2 separate regions of the Mus musculus genome follow, and region 1 is linked to region 2. The links are chromatin loops, found by intact Hi-C in ENCODE. Cell type or tissue: left cerebral cortex. All regions are shown on one strand. Each heading gives the region's core, and the rest is flanking DNA. Links, peaks and the distances in the headings are about the cores only. Region 1 overlaps Ttc26 (tetratricopeptide repeat domain 26). Region 2 overlaps D630045J12Rik (RIKEN cDNA D630045J12 gene).

Region 1 (9,638 bases), core at 4,682-7,181, 230 kb after region 2:
CCTCGAACTCAGAAATTCACCTGCCTCTGCCTCCCAAGTGCTGAGATTAAAGGTGTGCGCCACCACTGCCTGGTCACACAGCCCTTTTTAACTCATGTGATTGATAATAATTACATTGGGAAATGAGGAAACAGGCTCTGAGAAGTTATAGAAATGCCATCTCGGTCTTTTCACTGTTGTGATGCTGTGGTATCATGGTTTCCTTGGGAAACTTGGTCTAGCCTTGGACTTACTTGTTCTCCTCACACCTGCCTCCTGAGAACTGGGGCCACAGGTGCACACCAGCACTCCCATGCTGCTTCGAGTTTACAGTGACAAGCATGCATAGCCCCTGAGACACAACAGTGACCTCTTGCTCTCTGTGCAGGTTGTTTTCCGAGGAGGCGAAGGGGCTTTGCAGGTTTTACCTCCCCTGGTTGATGTCATTCCTGAAGCTAGGCTCAACCTAGTGATTTACTACCTTCGTCAAGGTAAGAGAAATTTGTCATGTTCTGACATGCTGAAAAAGTATTTTAGAATATTTATTATGACTGAATTAGTTGTATACATTGTAAATACGTAACATTTCCAAAGACATATCTACACCAAGTTCATGAAACAAATTGAATGGCACTTACCAGTTGTGCCTTCTTCTTCTGTTGCTTCCCACTTCCCTCAGTCTGTTTTCCTTTTTCTGTTTTACTGTTTTGTCCTTTCCTTCTGTCAATTTCCTCTTGGGTCATCATTTTTCCCCTTACTTTCCTTCTCCTGATCGCCCTTTATGAAAATGTGCATTCACATCAGGCAGCTGTGAAGGCACATGCCTTTAATCCCAGCCCTTGGGAGGCAGAGGCAGATGCATCTCTGTGAATTGGAGGGCAGCCTGGTCTACAGATCAAGTTCCAGGACAGCCAGGGCTACACAGAGAAACCCTGTCTCAGCAAAACTGGAAAAGAAAAAAGGAGAAGAAAGAGAAGGAGGAGAAGACGACGCACATTCACATTTTCTCGTTTTTAAATTATCAACATTCGTGTTTGCTCAAAGACTCTGCATCTCTTGCTTTGTAGCCCAGGAATCTCATGAGAAATGTGATGTCTAATGCTCTCACTGCTTAAACATTTTTGGCAGCTTTTCCCAGAACTGACCAGTAAAGGGTACTTGGCTCTGGACCTTAAACTTGTAGTGTGGCTTTTTTAGGCATATGGTAGAGCCTAAGCAGGCAACTTATTTCTCCCTTAAAAAAATGTATTTATTTTGTGAGAACATGTCTTACAGTCTTTTTCCATATGATAGATAAGCAAAAGGAAATTTGTTTTTAGATATGAATTAATGAAAAATTAAATATATTTCACAAATTATGAAAATTTTCTAACATAAACAAAAGCAAATTGTAGAACCTCTAAAGACTCCAAAGTAAATAATTTTAAACTGGGTATGAGTGGGGCACATCTTTAATCTCTGTGGTCAGGAGGCAGAGGCAAGTGGATCTCTGTGAGTTTGAAGCCATACTGGTTTGCATAGTGAATTGTAGGCCAGCCAGCACTACACAGAGAGAACATGTCTACATTGTTATTTCACTCAATGTATGTAATGTTTGTTTCTTCTTGAAAAGGAGGGGGGAGGCATTCTTTCTATTGGCATAATACCCAGCCTACATTTTTTTCTTTTCTTTCTTTTTTTTTTTTTTTTTTGTGACAGGGTTTCTCTGTATAGTCCTGGCTGTCCTGGAACTCACTCTGTAGACCAGGCTGGCCTCGAACTCAGAAATCCACCTGCCTCTGCCTCCCAAATGCTGAGATTAAAGGCATGTGCCACCACACCTGGCTACATTTTTTTTTAAAGACAGGGTCTCTACAATAGTACTATCCTGGAACTCACTCTGTAGACCAGGCTGGCTTTGAACTCACAGGGATGCACCTGCATCTGCCACTATGTCCAGCTCAGGAACACCTGAGTTCCAGCTCCAGAACTCCTGTGAAAGTGCCAGCTGTGGTCTCAGGCATTTGTTTTTTTTTCTGGTTTTTGTTTTTGTTTTGTTTTGTTTTTTGTGGGGTTTTTTGCTTTTTGGCTTTTGGGGTTATTTTATTTATTTCCATGTCAGCACTGGAACTGCACAGGGGAGGTAGAAACAGGAGGACCCCTGTCTTTCTAGCGAGCCTCTCCAGCCTAATTAGTCTCAGAGTGGTTGGACCATGTCCTTAAAGATGTCTCTAGGGGTTGGCCTCTGGCCTTCACATACATGCACATGTGACATACACACATACATGCATGCATATTTTTAAACTTTTTTTTTAAGATTTATTTATTTACATGAGTACACTGTAGCTGTTTTCAGACATACCAGAAGAGGGCATCAGAGCCCATTACAGATGGTTGTGAGCCACCATGTGGTTGCTGGGAATTGAACTCAGGACCTCTAGAAGAGCAGTCAGTGCTCTTAACCACTGAGCCATCTCTCCAGCTTCATACATGCATTTAAAAAAAAAAATAGTTTTCTTTAGGATAGTTACATAGCCTTGAACTTGATGGAGAATTAAAGGTCAAGTAATATATGGCATTCTCATTCTCTCTGTCTCTGTCTCTGTCTCTGTCTCTGTCTCTCTCTCGTGTGTGTGTGTGTGTGTGTGTGTGTGTGTGTGTGTGTGTTTGTGTTTGCACCTGCTGTAAAAGCAGTCTATTGTTAAGCTGCACCCTCAGCCCTATTGGGTATGATTATTTGAATACTGCAACTCTCAACTTTCTAGTGAGTGATTAAGAGAGCCTTGCTGAAACACAAGCCCATGTAACGACTGACTTCTTACATTGCAGATGATGTGCAGGAAGCCTATAATTTAATCAAGGATTTGGAACCCACTACACCTCAGGTAACTGGAGCTGCTACACAGTTTTAGAACAAGTGCTGTGGAGAGCAGCACTGTAGACACACAGCTGTAAGCTGTGTCAGACTCTACTATAAGAGTCCTACTGTGGAAGACCGTATATGCTGATGGATTTGTTCAACTTTGGGATGAGAATGAATGTTTTGGGCTTTTTTTTTTTTTTAAACTGTAGCTCAAGTACCTCAATATTCATTTGATTCCCTACAAGGTATAAAATTTGAAAATATAAAATGTTTTTAAAAATGAAATTTCTTTATAGAGATTTCATTTATAGAGATAAGTCTGCAACTTATCGTTTTTCCCTCAGGTTGTTAGCTCATTGCATTCAGGGACTGTGTCTCTACTGTATCTTCCACGCTGTGTATACTAAGTACATGGAAAGCACCCCGTCCTTTTCATTGAATAAAGGACTGGTTTTTGTTTTGTTTTGTTTTTTTGAGACAGGGTTTCTCTGCGTAGTCCTGGCTGTCCTGGAACTCACTTTGTAGACCAGGCTGGCCTCGAACTCAGAAATCTGCCTGCCTCTGCCTCCCGAGTGCTGGGATTAAAGGCGTGCGCCACCACGCCCGGCTCTGAATAAAAGACTGAATGAAGCCAGGCTATCTGGCCTATCAGGCCCCAGGAATCTGCCTATTTTCACCTCCCCAGCACTGGAATGACAAGTGTCTTTTTACGTGGGTCCTGGGGATTGAACTCGGGTCCTCATGGCAAGCCCTTTGCCAACAACAAACTCCAGCCTCTCAGTGAAGGATTTCTGCTTGAGACTGGGCTTTTACAATGATAAACTCTGCCCTCTAGACCTCTAGACGTAAAACCAGACTCCTCATTTTTCCATAAGCCAGGATAGAGCAGAGAAAAGCGAGCCAGCATATGAAGTAGAGTTGGTGCAAGGGGCTAACAAGAAAGCCCATGTAACTGTGATTTGTGTGCTTGTGTTTTCCCAGGAGTATATCCTCAAGGGAGTTGTCAATGCAGCCCTTGGCCAGGAAATGGGTTCAGTGAGTATGACGTCATGATAACCTATATTTGGCAAAGTTCTGGCTATGTAAAGACCACAGTAGATACTGACGTGCAACAACTAACCAGCTTACACTCGCTGGCTTCCTTTGAAGGCCCCTGTTCCTTAGTGTTTGGGTAGGGGTGCTAGGGATCAACCCTTCTGCATGGTAGATTCTTGTGCTGAGTCACATCCTCAGTTCCTTTATTTCTTCAAAATCTCAAGTTCAGGTATTCTGCAAGAACAATTCTATTGTGTAGAGGTTTTTTTTTTTTTGTTTTTTGTTTTTAATACAAAATTCTAACCATAAAACTTACTCTTTTGTTTAAAAAAGCTCCAATGTAATAGAGTTATTTCTTTTCTGACAAACACAAACAATGGATTTGGCATGGGAAACTTCTTTCTCTAGAAAAGCTTTTGTTAAGGTCCTGGAAATACACCCTCATCTCTTCTAGAATAGCTTTTGTTTGCTTGTTTGTTTGTTTGTTTGTTTGTTTTTCTGGGGACAGGGTTTCTCTGGGCAGCCTTGGCTGTCCAGAAGCTCACTCTGTAGACCAGGCTGACCTAGAAGATCTGCCTGCCTCTGCCTCCCCAGTTCTGGGATCAAGGTACGTGCTACCACTGCCTGGCCAATTTTTTTTTATTGTTGTTCTTTGTTTTGTTTTAATTTTGATTTCTCTAGTTAGGGTCTCATATACCATATCCTCAGGATGGCCTTGAACTCACATAAATCTTCAATCTTTCTGCCTCAGTCTTCCCAGTGTTTGGTTTAAAAAGCATCTTACAACTATAAAAGCAGTTCAAGGTTAGGCTGCTGTTGGGCATGGTCCCCCACCTATAACTATAGCACTTGGGAGGCCAAAGCTATTCAACAGCCCAGGTTACACAGTGCAACCCTTTCTCAACAGCAGGCAGACAGGTGGGCACGCAAACAGATGGGTGGATAAACTAAGGCTCTTATCCATGTTAATGTATTAAGTTCTTCATGAAACAAAGGATACAATAAATAAATCTTTCCTCTCTGAGTCCCTTCATATAGGTAGGCAGCAAATACTTACTGTTGAGACGAATGAGTCTAATAAGTAATCCTTGTTCTGTCTATAGCACCTTTACAAAGTTCAGACACAGAGTTACATATTTGTTGAATGTGTAAATTTACTTAATTAATGAATTTTAGAGTGGAATTTTGAGGTTAGAGTTTTCTTCTCTAACTGATTCTACCTGTGTTCACACAATTCTAGATTGTAATTTTCTAGGTACTGTGCTAATAAGAACTTGAGCATGATATAAAACAAGGATATGTGTTAAATGACACACAGAAAAATGCATTACAGTCATAAGTACAATATAAATAAAATATTTGTACCTGCTGCCTCTCTACGAGTTCTGTTCTGTTTTGCAGAGGGATCATATGAAAATTGCCCAGCAGTTTTTCCAGTTGGTAGGAGGATCAGCTAGTGAATGTGGTATGTCTATGATCTGTCCTTTTGAACACAGTTCATATTTGCAGTTGGACAATATTGACTGGTGGAGTCTGCGTGTCTAGAGATATATGTTATGCTTCTTGCTATGAAGCAACAAGTTAGAAATTGGAGAGGAAGGCTGAGGATGTAGCTCATTTTGTAGTTTGATCAACTAGCACTTGGGAAGCCTTGGGTTTGATCCCTTAGCACCACATTAAGTAAACATCATAGGTGGTACCTATAATTCTAGCCCTCGGGAAATAGAAACAGTACCATTAGAAGCTCAAAGAATAATTAGCTCCACTGTGAAGGATATCCTGGGTCACAGGAGACCCTGTTGCAACAATCACACACACACACACACACACACACACACAAATAAACACAACAATAAGAGAAAATATCAGCATTTTCCCTTTTGAACATACCAGTGAAAGAGGATAAGAGAGGGCTAGAGAGATGGTCAGTGGTTAAGAACATCTGCTGCTTTTCCAGAGGAGTCAAGGTCAGTTCCCAGTACCCACATCAGGTGGTTCACAACTGCATGTAAGCCCAGCTCCAGGGGATCCAGTATTCCCTTCTGGCCTCCACAGGCCCCTGCGTTCACATGTGCACATACGTAAAATACAAATAACTTTGTTTTAAAAAATGGATATGAGATTAGAGAAATGACTCGTCAGCTAAGAGCACTGTTTGCTCTTACAGAGAACCTGAATTCAACTCCCAACACCCACAGGACAACTCACAACTGTGTGTAACGCCACTCCTAAGAAACTGATGTCTTCTGGCCTCCATGGCAACCAGGCACACATGATAAACAGACATATGTTTAAGCAAAGCACTAATACATGCAAAAAATATATAAGTACAGTTTTTAAAAGAGCGATGTGAGAATAAATAAACAGGAATAAATTTTCTTCTTATTCCTGAAAGTTGTAAATATAGATTAGTTTTAATGTGAAATGATCTTATGGAATTTTTAACAACTCCAGATATATTTACCTTCTGGCATGTTGCAGTCGTCCCCCACCCCCAAGTGGGTCATTTGCCTTTAATTTCCCTTTTTGTTGTTTTGTTTTTGAGACAGGGTCTTGAGATGACATTGTGTATCCTTAGCTGGTCTGGAACTCACTACCAGGTTCACTTTGAACTTACGATCATCTTGCCTCTGCTCCCGAGTACTATGATTACAGGCAAGCACCACAGCAAAGCCTGACTTTAGAGCATATTTTGTTGATTATAGAAATAATCCCAGCCGGGCGTGGTGACGCAGGCCTTTAATCCCAGCACTCGGGAGGCAGAGGCAGGCGGATTTCTGAGTTCGAGGCCAGCCTTGTCTACAAAGTGAGTTCCAGGTCAGCCAGGGCTATACAGAGAAACCCTGTCTCAAAAAACAAAAACAGAAAAAGAAAAAGAAAAAAAAAAAGAAAAAGAAAAAAGAACCCCAGACTGAGGCGAAGGCTCCGTGGTGAGCACTTATCAGCATGAGGGCCTGAGTCTGGATAACGAGCTCCCATAGAGATAGGGCAGTGAGCATCTGTAATCCCAGTGTTCCTGATGCGAGATGGGAGGTGGAGCCTGGAGAATCCCCACAAGTTTACTGGGCATCTAGCCTGACATATACGGGCAAACTGCAAGAGAGTCTGACTCAAACAAGGTAGAAGGTATGGAACATGTAAGGTTGTCCTCTCACCCCCTCATGAGTTCCATTGTACATACACCTGTACACAGACAAACATGCATGCACATCATACATATACACACATTTGTCACACACATAAAAAAGGAAAAATTAAAACTAAGGGCCAGTCTTATGTGGTATTAATTGGCGGGGAAGGAGGCTTGATGCCCCAGCATAGAGGGATGCTAGGGGGGTGAGGCAGGAGCGGGTGGATGAGTGAGGGACACCCTCTTAGAGGCAAAGGGGAGGGAAGGGGGGATGGGAGGGAAGTTGTGGAAGGGTAATCGGGAAAGGGAATATCATTTGAAGTGTAAATGAATAAAATGATTAATAATAATAGTGGCCAGTGAGCTGAGTCAGTAGGTAAGGATGAATGTCTACCTCATGACCTGAGTTTGTTCGCCAAACAGCACATGATAGAAAGGGAGAAACAGCTTTTACAACCTGTCCTCTGACCTCTGCATGCCTACCAAGGCAGATTCATGGCCACACTCAGATGCAATTCAAATGTATACAAAATGTAATAAAATACACTTGAAATATTAAAAAACAATGATTCCATTAAAAAAGAGAGAGAGAAATGGCTTAGTGGTTAGGAGCATGTATTACTCTTGCAGAGGGCCAGAATTTGGTTCCCAGCACTCACAACTAGCTGTTACTCTAGGTTCGGTTCAGGGAAACTTATACCCTCTTCTAGCTTCTGTGGGCATCTGCACACATACACATAAATAAACATAAACCCTTTAAAAAGAGACAGAGTGCTGGGAGGGAAAGTGGGAGGAAGAGAGGAAAAATAGATAAATAAAATTTAAGTCCTGGGATTACAGGCATATGCCACCACATTAAGTTTCTCTTGTTCTCTCTTTTTTTTTTCTATTAAAAAATGTAGTCGGGCGGTGGTGGCGCACACCTTTAATTCCAGCACTCGGAGGCAGAGGCGTGAGGATTTCTGAGTTCGAGGACAGCCAGGGCTACACAGAGAAACCCTGTCTCAAAAAACAAAAAACAAAACAAAAAAATGTAAATCTGCCGGGGTGGCACATGTCTTTAGCACTTTGGGGACAGAGGCAGGTGAATCTCTGTGGGTGGGTTCCAGGCCAGGCTAGTCTACATAGCAAAAAAGTGTGCTGAACTGATTGTTAACTTTTAAAAAATTACTTCTGGAGATTCACAAGTGTTTCACCAACACTATTTATTCAATAGTATTTCCTTTCTCTATTTTTTGATTTGTACAACAAAAACTTACTAAGGCTTTGGGAATGTAGCAACAAATAAAACAAGAATCCCTGCCCTTGTGGGGCTTACAGTGTAGTGGGACAGACAGACCTTGAACATAATACAGAAGAGATCATGGAGCATACCAGACTATGATAAACATTGAACAGAAAAGCAGAGTCTTCAGAATGCCGTGGGTGTGGATGGGGGTGTCATACTAGCATCTGCTATCTCAAATAGAAGTGTAATATCAGAGATAAGTGCTGGACCAGGTCAGAATCAGGTACCTTCACGGCATGTAATTTCTCTGCTGGAGCTCGGAGGCGGGAGGTTGTGTTGGACAGGTAACTATGGAGACTTGACCTGTCTTTGCCTCCTGGTGCTGGTATTAAAAGTGTGTGTCACCATGCCCAGCTGTGCTCCTATTTCTAAATTCTACAGTGACTTAATTTTAACTAAAGACACCTTCTGGTTTCATGAATTTCCATGGTTTCTTCCCCCTTTTCTCAATCCCATTTTAGATACAATACCAGGAAGGCAGTGCATGGCTTCCTGTTTCTTCCTACTTAAACAATTTGATGATGTCTTGATTTACCTCAACTCTTTTAAGGTCAGTATGAATTATCTGTGTGACTTTATATGTGACACACTTTATATGCAGTGTTAAATAGAAATGATGGCTTAGGCAGGAGAATTATGAGTTTGAAGCCCAATTGGATGTGCTGGTACATGCCTTTAATCTCAACACTCAGGAGGCAGAGGCAAAGGCAAGTTTGATCTCTGTGAGTTCAAGGCCAGCCTCTGTAGAGTTCCAGTTGGCCAAAACTATGTAGTGAGACTGTGTCAAAACAATAGAAAAGGAATTCCAGGCCAATCACACTTACTTCTCCCCCACCAAAAAGTTATAATATATAGCCTCTTTTCTCTGGTAGTATTGATGACATCAAGGAATTAATCTAATTCTTTTATTTTTTTAAGACAGGGTTTTCAAAAAAAAAAAAAAAAAAAAAAAGACAGGGTTTTCCTGTATTGTTCTGGCTGTCATGGAACTAACTCTATAGACCAGGCTAGCCTCAAACTCAGACATACACCTGCCTCTGCCTCCCAAATTTGGGGATTAAAGGTGTATGCCACACCTGGCTTAATTCATCAAGATTATTTCTATGGGGGCAGCAAAAAGAAAAAAAGAAAAATAAAAGGAGGGAGGGAGGGAGAGAGGGAGGGAGGGAGGGAGAGAGGGAGAGGGGAGAGAGAGAGAGAGAGAGAGAGAGAGAGAGAGAGAGAGAAGCATGGTGGCCTGAGTTCAATTCAAGAACTTAGGTAAAGGCAGAAGGAAAGAGCTAGAGCTGAACCACAAAATTGTCCTTTGACCTCCACATGCACCGTTGCACACACATCACATATGTACACACACATACACGCGT
Region 2 (9,638 bases), core at 2,322-4,821:
CCCCTAACTCCCTACCTGCCCCAAGAAGATGGTGCTTATATCCTTTTAAAATCAGCCTTTGTAGACAGCACGGAGGGAGGCAGCTCTTCCATCTGCCTCAGGCTCTGGATGCACCGCCAGGAAGTGCTTTTCCTATTCCCTCCTCATTGACCTGAAACATAGCCCACTCTACAGTGACCCCTCAAGCACACCAAGGAGCCTACTAATGGCCACCACTGTCCGTCAGATGAGAAAAGTGCACACAGCAGCCCTCACACAGGTTAGCCCCGTGGACAAGGACCCCCTTAGCCAAAGGCCTTTCCCCCTAAAGAGCAATTTCAAAGGTATCATTCTCTAAAGAACTGCTCTTCCAGAGGACTCAGGTTTGATTTCCAGCACCTACGTGGTGGCTCACAACCCACTATAAGTCCAGTCTCAGTGGACCTAATGCCCTCTTCTGACCTCTGGGCACTACACATAGGTGGAACACAGATATCTGTATAGGTAAAATACCAATACACATAAACTAAAAAAAAAAAAAAATAAAAGTAAGATCTTAAAAAGAAAAGAGTTTGGAGCTGCATCGTGGATTATAGCATGGAGATCGGGCACAACAGCTGAAAGCTGGCCTAGCAGGGCAGCAGTGTTCCAGAGCTGGGACCTGAAGGACTCACGCAGAAGACACCTAGGGTGGGATCGCCTCTACATGGAACTATCTCAGCCACACGGCTCTGCTAGAGTCACTTTGCTTATCTTATGTATTTATTCTTATTTTACATATATGATTATTTGCCTAGATGTACAAATGGGAACCGTGTGGGTCTGGTAGCTGCAGAAACCAGAAGAGGGTGTCAGATACCCCTGGGTCTAGAATTATGGTGGTCATGAGCCACCATGTGGATGCTGTGAACAGAACCCAGGTCCTCTGCAAGAGCAGCCAGTGTCCCAAGCCACAGAGCCATCTCTCCATCCCCATGATTCCGCTTCATGGAAGAAAGCAGACAGTGTATGAAGACTGAGAGCCGCACGGGGAGCCTGATACAAAGGGGCTGGCCACAGGTTCTCCTCCCCCATCTCCAATGATTTAGTCCAGAAAGCTGTGACTGAGGGGACATAAAAGTTGTACCTGTTACAGCCAAGCTAGGCTGTCATAACTGACCTTCATAACTGAAATACAAAGCTTCGTGAGAAGCACAAAAGCAAGTCTGTGGTCACAGCATGCCCTCCTGACAGTCACGCCCGGGCTCTGTGAGCTCTGATGGCACTGTCAATCATGCCAACTCCACTTTCTTAGGAGTGTTAAATGTAAGATCACGTGTGGAATGAGAATGTCTTAGTAGTCATTTCTGGTTGCATCTTTGCATCTTTGTGTGGTACATTTTATGGATGTTAGCATGCACCCACAATGACATTTAAGCACAGCTCCCTAAGTCTATGTCTTTAATAAACATAAGGAAACAAACAAACATCACATTGCCCCCTCCCTGACCTCAGTAAAGTTCTTCAAGATTCTCTGATGTCAGGGCCTGTGTCTGTGACTGTGCCGTGGGGAGCAGGTTTTCCCATACACTGTGAAGGACCGCTCTGGGTCATAGAGGGGAAACACACACTCTAAAGAGGCAGTCAGCTTGTAAAATCTTATTTAGAGAGTTATGATTCTCCATGCTGCTCCCTTTTTCTTCATTTCAAATGTACACCCAAAATTTGGAAGTTGGTCAAGAGGTACTACTGCCAGAGGGCCAAGTGCCTTCCAGTAATAATAGAAAATATCAAACACGTCTTTCTAACTGTAGAGCGGTGTGAGGCGAGGTGATGGAGAAACAGGACTGAAAAGAGAGGAAGGATCAAGGGACTCCTTTGTGTTGCCAGACCCCAAGGAAGCCAGTCAGCCTAGAGGGCAGCTCTTAGCTTCCTGACTGACTCACCGTCCCCACCAGCATGCAGGGCGGGACATGGAAGGTTTTGGAATAAAAACAGAATAGGTACATTATTTTGCCTATGATGGATTTTTAAATGAAAACTAGTACGGGGTAGGGAAAAGGATGTTCATGTTGATATAAGGTTCTGTGACTCACTAGCAACTCCATGAATATGAGGTGTGAGGTAGGAAAAAGACAGCCAGGCCACAGTCACACAGACAGAAATAAAAATAAAGAGGGTCTCAGCAAGTGAAGAACTTGTCACGCAAGCCTGAAGGCTGGAGCTGGAACCCCAGAACCCCATAAAGATGAAAGGGAAAAACTGACTCTACAAAGTTGTCCTCTGATCTCCACACATGCACCATGGCATGTGTACATGCACACACACACATGCACACACATATGCACACGCATGTACACACACATGCGCACATACACGTGTACAAACACACATGTGTACACACATGTGCACGCATGCACACACATGTACACACGCATGTGCACATACACATGCACACAGAGTAATAATAAATAAACTTAAGAAAAACACAGGAAAGTCTCAGCAAATGAACATCAACAACCAGCCCGGGTCAGATGCTGTAGCTCAGAGTTCACTATCAGAACACAAGTGGCTTCAGACTTACGCTGGGCAATGACGCCTTGAATCCGGTACCCCAGGATGATGGCTGCCCTCTGGAGGTCTACCTTGTTGATCAGATCTGAAGACTTGACTGCACTGAGTCTCTCTCCATCTTGATTCTCCACAAAGTAGATGAGCTGCACCGGGTTGTCATCTCCCTCCAGCCTGGACACGTTCACCACCTTCGAGAACACAGAGTCCATCAGCGTCATGGAAGCTCACAATGCCAGATGCCCCTTCTCAGGGCACATAGTGGTCCCTAGTGCGTGACTTGGGATTTATCCTGGCTCTCTTAAAAAGCTTACTACCACATCGGGAGTCGCAGGATCCCCACTGTCCTCTGCTGCTGGAGAGCGTTCAAATGAAAGCTGCTCTGTGTAGAATGGCAACTGTGCTTTAATTTAATGTTTTCTTAGAGATAACGGGACCAAAAGCATGCACAGAGCACTACCGGGCAGTCTGAAATTGTAATGGACAAACCCACCATGTTATGAGAGTATACTGTTCTCCTAGGTGGGAGTGGTTCTACCTGATCTCTTCCTCAGTCTGCGCAAACGTCTGATTAGCTCTACTGATATGTAGAATAGTGAATTCTTTGCTCTTTGACATGGGTGTCACTGCAGAAAGGTTAGCCTCATCACCAGGCTCCGTCGTCCATCACATACCAGTACCCACTGTCCTCTCTCCCCTTGACACCCAAAGTGATAGCTGAAAGCATCTCTGGGCATGCCAAGCGCCTTGTGAATTTATGCTTCTACAAGCCAACCAGAGCTAACCTATCTCTAACCTGAACCCTGTATATTTGATACAGGAGAGGAACACACTAGCAAAGGAACACACTTGGAGGGTCCAACCTCTGGCACTTCAAGGACACTCAGTCCTGGGAGGACTTACTTGTTGGCCTCTGCTTGCTCTTCTGAGGTCAGCTCCCTAACCACCCCCACCCCACCCCCACTCCCAGGCCACCTTCTTCTCCCTCCTCATTTCACCACACTGGTTACCTTGTATTAGCTATAGAAAGAAATGGTATGCAAGGACCACTGAAAACTTGAGTAGGTCATATCTGTCTTTACTTCTAACTTTTATATTAAAAAGTCCGTGGGATTTAGAAACCACAACTTCTTATAGAAATCTCATTCTCAGTAGTGGCTACTTTGAATAAAGACTCTGCAAGCTATCCAGCCTGGAAGGAGCCATCAGAAAGTCTAATCCCAGCATTCTTTCTGGATGGTGACTAATCATTTTTATATCAGGAACCACAATATACAAGGTATCCCCCCAGTCAACCACTGGGGTGACTATAAGTATATGCACCTTATACAAATTATATGGCCCAATGGAGAAACTTTGAAAAGCATGTATAAAAGACTGTAGAGAATAAAATGAAAATCTCTTTCAATCAATTAAAGAAAACTTCTCTAAAGATCTGAGTGCATTTCCTGTGAATTCTCTGTTACTATCAGAATTGTTCTTCTTGCTCCTGCCTCTCTCTTCAGCGCCTTTCACCAGAGCACATCTCTTTTCCTTTCTTCTTTTTCACTATTTATGTATTTTATGTGCATGAGTGTTCTTCATGCACACCTGCATGACAGAAGAGGGCATCGGATCTCATTACAGATGGTTGTGAGCCTTGCTGGGAATTGAACTCAGGACCTCTGGAAGAGCAGCCAGTGCTCTTAACCACTGAGCCATCTCACCAGCTATAGGAGGAAAAATTTTTAATGGCTGGAAAATATTCTAATACATAATGATTTGCTTTATACCTACTCCCTAATTCCTAGACAGTTATGTTGGCTCAGTATTTTCTTATTTCTTTTATTAATTTTTAGAGTAGGGGAAAACAAGGTGTCACTGTGCACCCTAGGCAGGCCTGGAGCTGTCTGTGTAGACCAGGCTGGCCCTCCTCGGGCAGGTGGGAGCACGAGGATGATCTGCAGAAACTGGTTCTCTCCCGCTACCACGTGATGCCTGAGAACTGAACCCAGATCATCAGACTTGGTGGCAAGTGCCATCTCAGGAGCCCTCGTTCAGTGTTCATGGCCACAAATAAGGTTCAGGTACCTTGGTCATGTTAAGGGAGAGCAGACACAGAGAGGAGCGTCTAGGCCATGTGTCAGGTGGCCCTGGTCTGTGAAGGCTCGGTTGACTCCCACAGATGTGATATTTTTACCTTTAGGAGCTCGTGTATCCATTTAATACCTGACCGCCCAGGTTTTTTCTCTATAGCTGCTTCATACGCAAACCCAGCCCTTGAACTGTATGAGGCTTCAGCTACTGAACAAGGTGAGACCTCCATAATTCATTTTAATGTTTATTTGCAGTATGTTTGCTTATTTAATGATTACATTTATTAGTGCTTTTTCTGTTTATAATGTTTTAAATCTTTCTTAATATTTTGGCCTGGAAATATGGCTCAGTGGTTAAGAGCATGCACTGCTCTGGAAGACCCGAGTTCAAGTCTCAGAACCCTCATTGGGTAGCTCACAGCCAACCCTAACTCCAGCTTCAGGAGCCTTCATTCACGTGCACACATGCCTACACACACATATATATAATTATAAACAAATATTCAAAATCTTAGTACTTTGTAAACTTCCCTAGTATGAGTGTATCTTGCAAGGGAGCTATCTTGGGAACCTAAGAGGCTATGTTTCTGAATGGGGAGCAGCAAGCAAGACTGAGAGGGACAAATTCGGTGAGAATGCTGGGGAACACGGATGCTATTTCTAGGCAAAACCGGCACCTTGGCCCGCCCATGTCACTTCCATTATCTTGTTCTCAACACCAGCCACCCTTCACTGCTGAGTTTCACCCCAGTTTTGTGTTTCGGAAATGTTCGGTGAACCCCGTTTTTCTGTGATCTTCCAAGTCTGTAAGTGGTAAAGAAAGAAAATTCACACCATTCACACAGAGACAGGATTAAATAACAGCCCCGCCTCTAATGTTCTGTGAGCAAGTGTGTTTTTTAAATAGGTCATTTTCCAATTCAAACAAGTCTGCCTCTATGGCCTCTCTGCCCAGTCCCCATAGTGAAGACAGTTTAGGGGTAACAAAAGACAACCAGGCTGGCAGGAGGTGGGGAGGGCAAGATGCCTGAACAGAGGGCAGAAAATGCCCTTCTCTGTCTGCTGAGGACTGCCCCCGATCAGTGACTCCTCTCTAAGATGCAACTAGTGCCATACAACAAGATCAACTGTTGGTGAGTTAAAAATTTGCTCTTCAAAACCAGCGCCTCATGATGATATAGGAACCCAGTGGTAAGTTCCCTACTATGCTCCTCGTAGTCCAGGGCTAGGCCAACCAATCGCCAAGGTTTCTGTCTGGACTCTGAGTTGTCTTGCAAGGCTGCCACATTCAGTAGTACTGTCATTTTACACCAGGATTTCCCCGCTTGCACGAAAACAGCCTTTTTCCAGCGGGCTTCTCCTCTGTTCCCAACCCCCCTTCCTTCAGTAAGTAGTACCTGTACCACGCTGTTCCCAGCAGCTACAGTGGCTCTCCGCCACACGCGTCTTCGGGTGGGCACCTCGCTGAGCAGCTGAGCCAGTTTGCGCTCCATCTCGGCTGGAAACACTTCATTGTGGAGCTGTTTTTCCACTACACCCAGGAGGACTGTGTTCAGCAAGAAGCACAAAGCACTCAGGGTAAGTCAGCACAGACAGGGATGGCCTCGGGATGTGTGCGCATGTGCAAACATCCACACAAAAGGACCACGAGACACTAATCCCTAGACAGGTAAAGGTCCCCCAGAGTGGCCCCGGTCCATGGCAAACTGAAGACAAGTGGGCCCAGGAACTCAGTGCTGTGGGAAAGCTAAATACAGAGCATTCCCTAAGATCAGACAAGTATCCTGTCAGCCTGGGATAGTCTGAGTTCTTATCTTGTTTTTGGACAGGGACTTACAGTCTCCCTTGTACAGAGGGGATCTGCTTTCTTCTTGCTGTCTCTATCAAACATATCTGAACAGATAAGTCAGCTTATCCTTTAGCTGATGGGGGCAACAGCACTTCCAGCCAAACTGGTTTCAATTCTGTCCGAGGTCCATCTCTGGGCGAGTCAGTTCAGCACTCTAAGGTCACTATGCCATGTGCAAAGAGGTCTCCCACACAGGGCTTCAGAGCCCAACTCGACTGGCAAGAGCTGAGCCCCACAAATGGTGTCAATCACTACTTAAACACTTTCTTTCCTTATGATTGGCCACTGGCTGCTTGCACATTGGGACTTGGGACTGTGTCACTGTCTCTTAGAGTTCCAGAGCCAGGTCAGAGAGCCTTGCACTGAAATGTTATGACCTCGGTCTATCTAAGGCTCATCTATGGCCGAATCAACTCTGTCTAAATGACTATCCCGGGTCCCCAAACTACTTTATTCATCTAGACAATGCTTTCAGAAGAAAAATACCCTTGCTTTTGTGCACCACCCTGTCTCAGGTCAGGTGACTGCGGGTTCGGGTAGATTCTGCCCTGGAGTTGATGTATGAATTTTAAAAGAAACTCTTTCTGTGCCATAACCCAGCAGGACACACTCCCATGGCCCAAATCAAACCCGATTTTCGTTCATTCTCTGCCAAGAATTTAAAGTACATCTTGTCCCGAATTTGGGAAACAGGAGGGTCACGTCAACCCCCATATGCCCTCACAGACTCCATGTTGTCTAGTTCTCCAAACGTTACGTAAGTTGAACATACCTGTTCTGACCCAAGAGGACTTCAGTAACTGAGATAAATTGAGCTGCGGGTATTGGAAGGCTATAAAAAGGAGAGTCAGAGAGGGAGAAAAGTCTGTAAGAAACATGTTTTCACTGGCCAGGAAGGTAAGTTAAGCGTTCTGAGGCTGTGAGGTAAATCATAACACTTTATCCTTCCTACGCGATAGCACTAAGAGATGACAAAATACTGCAAGTGTGAAGGTTGGCAGGCACCACTTTCTGAGCATCTAGTCCATAGGAGAAGGAAGGATGAGAAAGGTGTTTCCCCAGCCTCATCACTGACCGCTGTATCAACAAAATCACTGCAATGTCTCCTGTGTGTGTTGTTTTAGAGCAAAGGATTTGCAAGCTGTGTTCTTCAGAGCCAAGGGCTTTCTCAGCAATGCCTCAGCATAAAGGGAAGCAGGTTTTGGCTTGCTGGGAGCTGTCTCTGTGTACTCCTGCTCAGACTTCCATTGTTTTAGCTGTATGTACATATATTGTTCAAAATCAAAATTGTTGCATATAAATAACTTCACTCCTATCTACTTTTCTATATGGAGGTGTACTAGCTGGTTTTGGATGTCAACTTGACACAGCTGAAGTTATCACAGAGAAAGGAGCTTCAGTTGAGGAAATGCCTCCATGAGATCCAGCTGTGGGACATTTTCTCAATTAGTGATCAAGGGGGAAAGGCCCCTTGTGGGTGGGACCATCTCTGGGCTTGTAGTCTTGGTTCTATAAGAGAGCAAGCTGAGCAAGCCAGGGGAAGCAAGCCAGTAAAGAACATCCCTCCACGGCCTCTGCATCAGCTCCTGCTTCCTGACCTGCTTGAGTTCCAGTCCTGACTTCCTTTGGTGATGAACAGCAGTATGGAAGTGTAAGCTGAGTAAACCCTTTCCTCCCCAACTGCTTCTTGGTCATGATGTTTGTGCAGGAATAGAAACCCTGACTAAGACAGCATGTTTTATGGTTTATTTTTAATCATATAAGTATATGTGTGAGAGAGAGTGAGAGAGAGAGTATTTATGTAGGTTTGTACACATGTGAGCGTAAGGTGCTCTGAGAGACCAGAAGAGGGTGTCAGAGCCCCTGGAGAAGCAACCACAGGTGTGACTGCTGGAAACTGAACTTGGTACCTCTGCGAGAACTCTATGTATGGGTTCTAATCACTAAGCTATCTCTATAGCCCACTACTCTCAAGTTCTATAGTTTGTTCTTCTTAATTTAATTAGTAATATATTGAGAAACATTAGGAATCATGAGTTAAGCCGGGCAGTAGTGGTGCACGCCTTTAATTCCAGCACTTGGAAGGCAGAGGCAGGCAGATCTCTGAGTTCTAGGCTCGACTGCTCTACAGAGTGAGTTCCAGGACATCAAGTGATACAGCTAGTGTCTAAAAAAAAAAAAAAAAAATTGGCTAGTCTGTTTTCAAAAAGGATTTTATTTATTTGCCTTCCCCTAACTCTGGAATGTACAACTTTCTGAAGTAAGCGTCCCCCACTTCTTCCCAACTGCCTGGAAATCTGATTGCTTCAACCAGGAAGTAAGGTTCTGTTTTCATTTATTACTTTTTTCTTTTTAATCTTATTTATTTATTTATTTATTTATAAACAGGGTTTCTCTGTGTAGCCCTGGCTGTCCTGGAACTCACTTTGTAGAACAGGCTGGTCTCGAACTCAGAAATCCGCCTACCTCTGCCTCCCAAGTGCTGGGATTAAAGGCATGCGCCACCTCACCCAGCTTATTTTTTTAACTTAATACACAATAAAATCTACTCTTTTGACCTCCAGTCTCATAGGTTTGGGGAAATGCATTGTTGTATAAGCATCACCAAGTGAGGACCCAGGAAGTTCCATTCCCTGCCCCCACCTCTCCAAAACCCACCTCCACTGCCTTTCTGCAGTTAAATATCCTCGACAGCTTCTCCCTGAAAACAGAGCTGCTCCCCTGGAGTTTCACATTCTCTAGAGCCAGCGCACTGTTTACATAGTGTGCCCCTGTATTGTCAAAAGCAAACAGGAAAGGGAGGCACGGGGCAGAGAAGGGCTCTGGAGCCCGCCCTGGCTGGGCTTGAGACATCCTGACTTTATTCTGGCATTCAGTCAAATATGTCCTGAGGGGGAAAGTCCCAGTAAGCCTACTGTGTTTAACATATGAAAGTAGGTACATTGCACTAAACACTCATTAAACCGCAAGGAGTGTAGTACAGGGCCTGAGCCTGATCATAAACCTAAGACCCTGGAGGGGCCACCATGTCGGTATATGTCCACTGGCTGTGGTCAATGGGACGTTGCGGAAGGGACTTCCCATGCGTGAGTGAGTACAAGAAGAATCCTCTGCATCCAGACCCTGTGAGCCCAAAAGCACTCTAGAAGAATCGAGTCTCTACTTAAAGTTAACAATATTTTAAA

What was found. A loop is a pair of places that touch in the nucleus more often than their neighbours do. Peaks named below come from ENCODE experiments on the same cell type or tissue, not always from the same donor. Only the 100,000 strongest peaks of a DNase experiment are listed, where the experiment ranks them.
Region 1: a loop joins it to region 2, with 2.2 times the contacts of the local background. A loop is called at or near these places in 2 of 42 quality-filtered maps.

What each region holds. Positions count from the first base shown.
Region 1 is chr6:38,400,680-38,410,317 of GRCm38, forward strand. Ttc26 (tetratricopeptide repeat domain 26) reads left to right here. Exons shown (of 18, transcript NM_153600.2): 9 at 368-470; 10 at 2,788-2,843; 11 at 3,803-3,856; 12 at 5,258-5,321; 13 at 8,736-8,824. Among named protein-coding and RNA genes, the nearest start is that of Ttc26, 24 kb to the left of the region's middle. In left cerebral cortex, for the core only: no CTCF peak of the experiment used is centred there; a DNase peak (open chromatin) is centred at 6,049.
Region 2 is chr6:38,171,606-38,181,243 of GRCm38, forward strand. It overlaps D630045J12Rik (RIKEN cDNA D630045J12 gene), which reads right to left. Exons shown (of 20, transcript NM_194061.3): 7 at 7,226-7,285; 8 at 6,002-6,150; 9 at 2,543-2,720. Among named protein-coding and RNA genes, the nearest start is that of Gm52858, 36 kb to the left of the region's middle. In left cerebral cortex, for the core only: no CTCF peak of the experiment used is centred there; no DNase peak of the experiment used is centred there.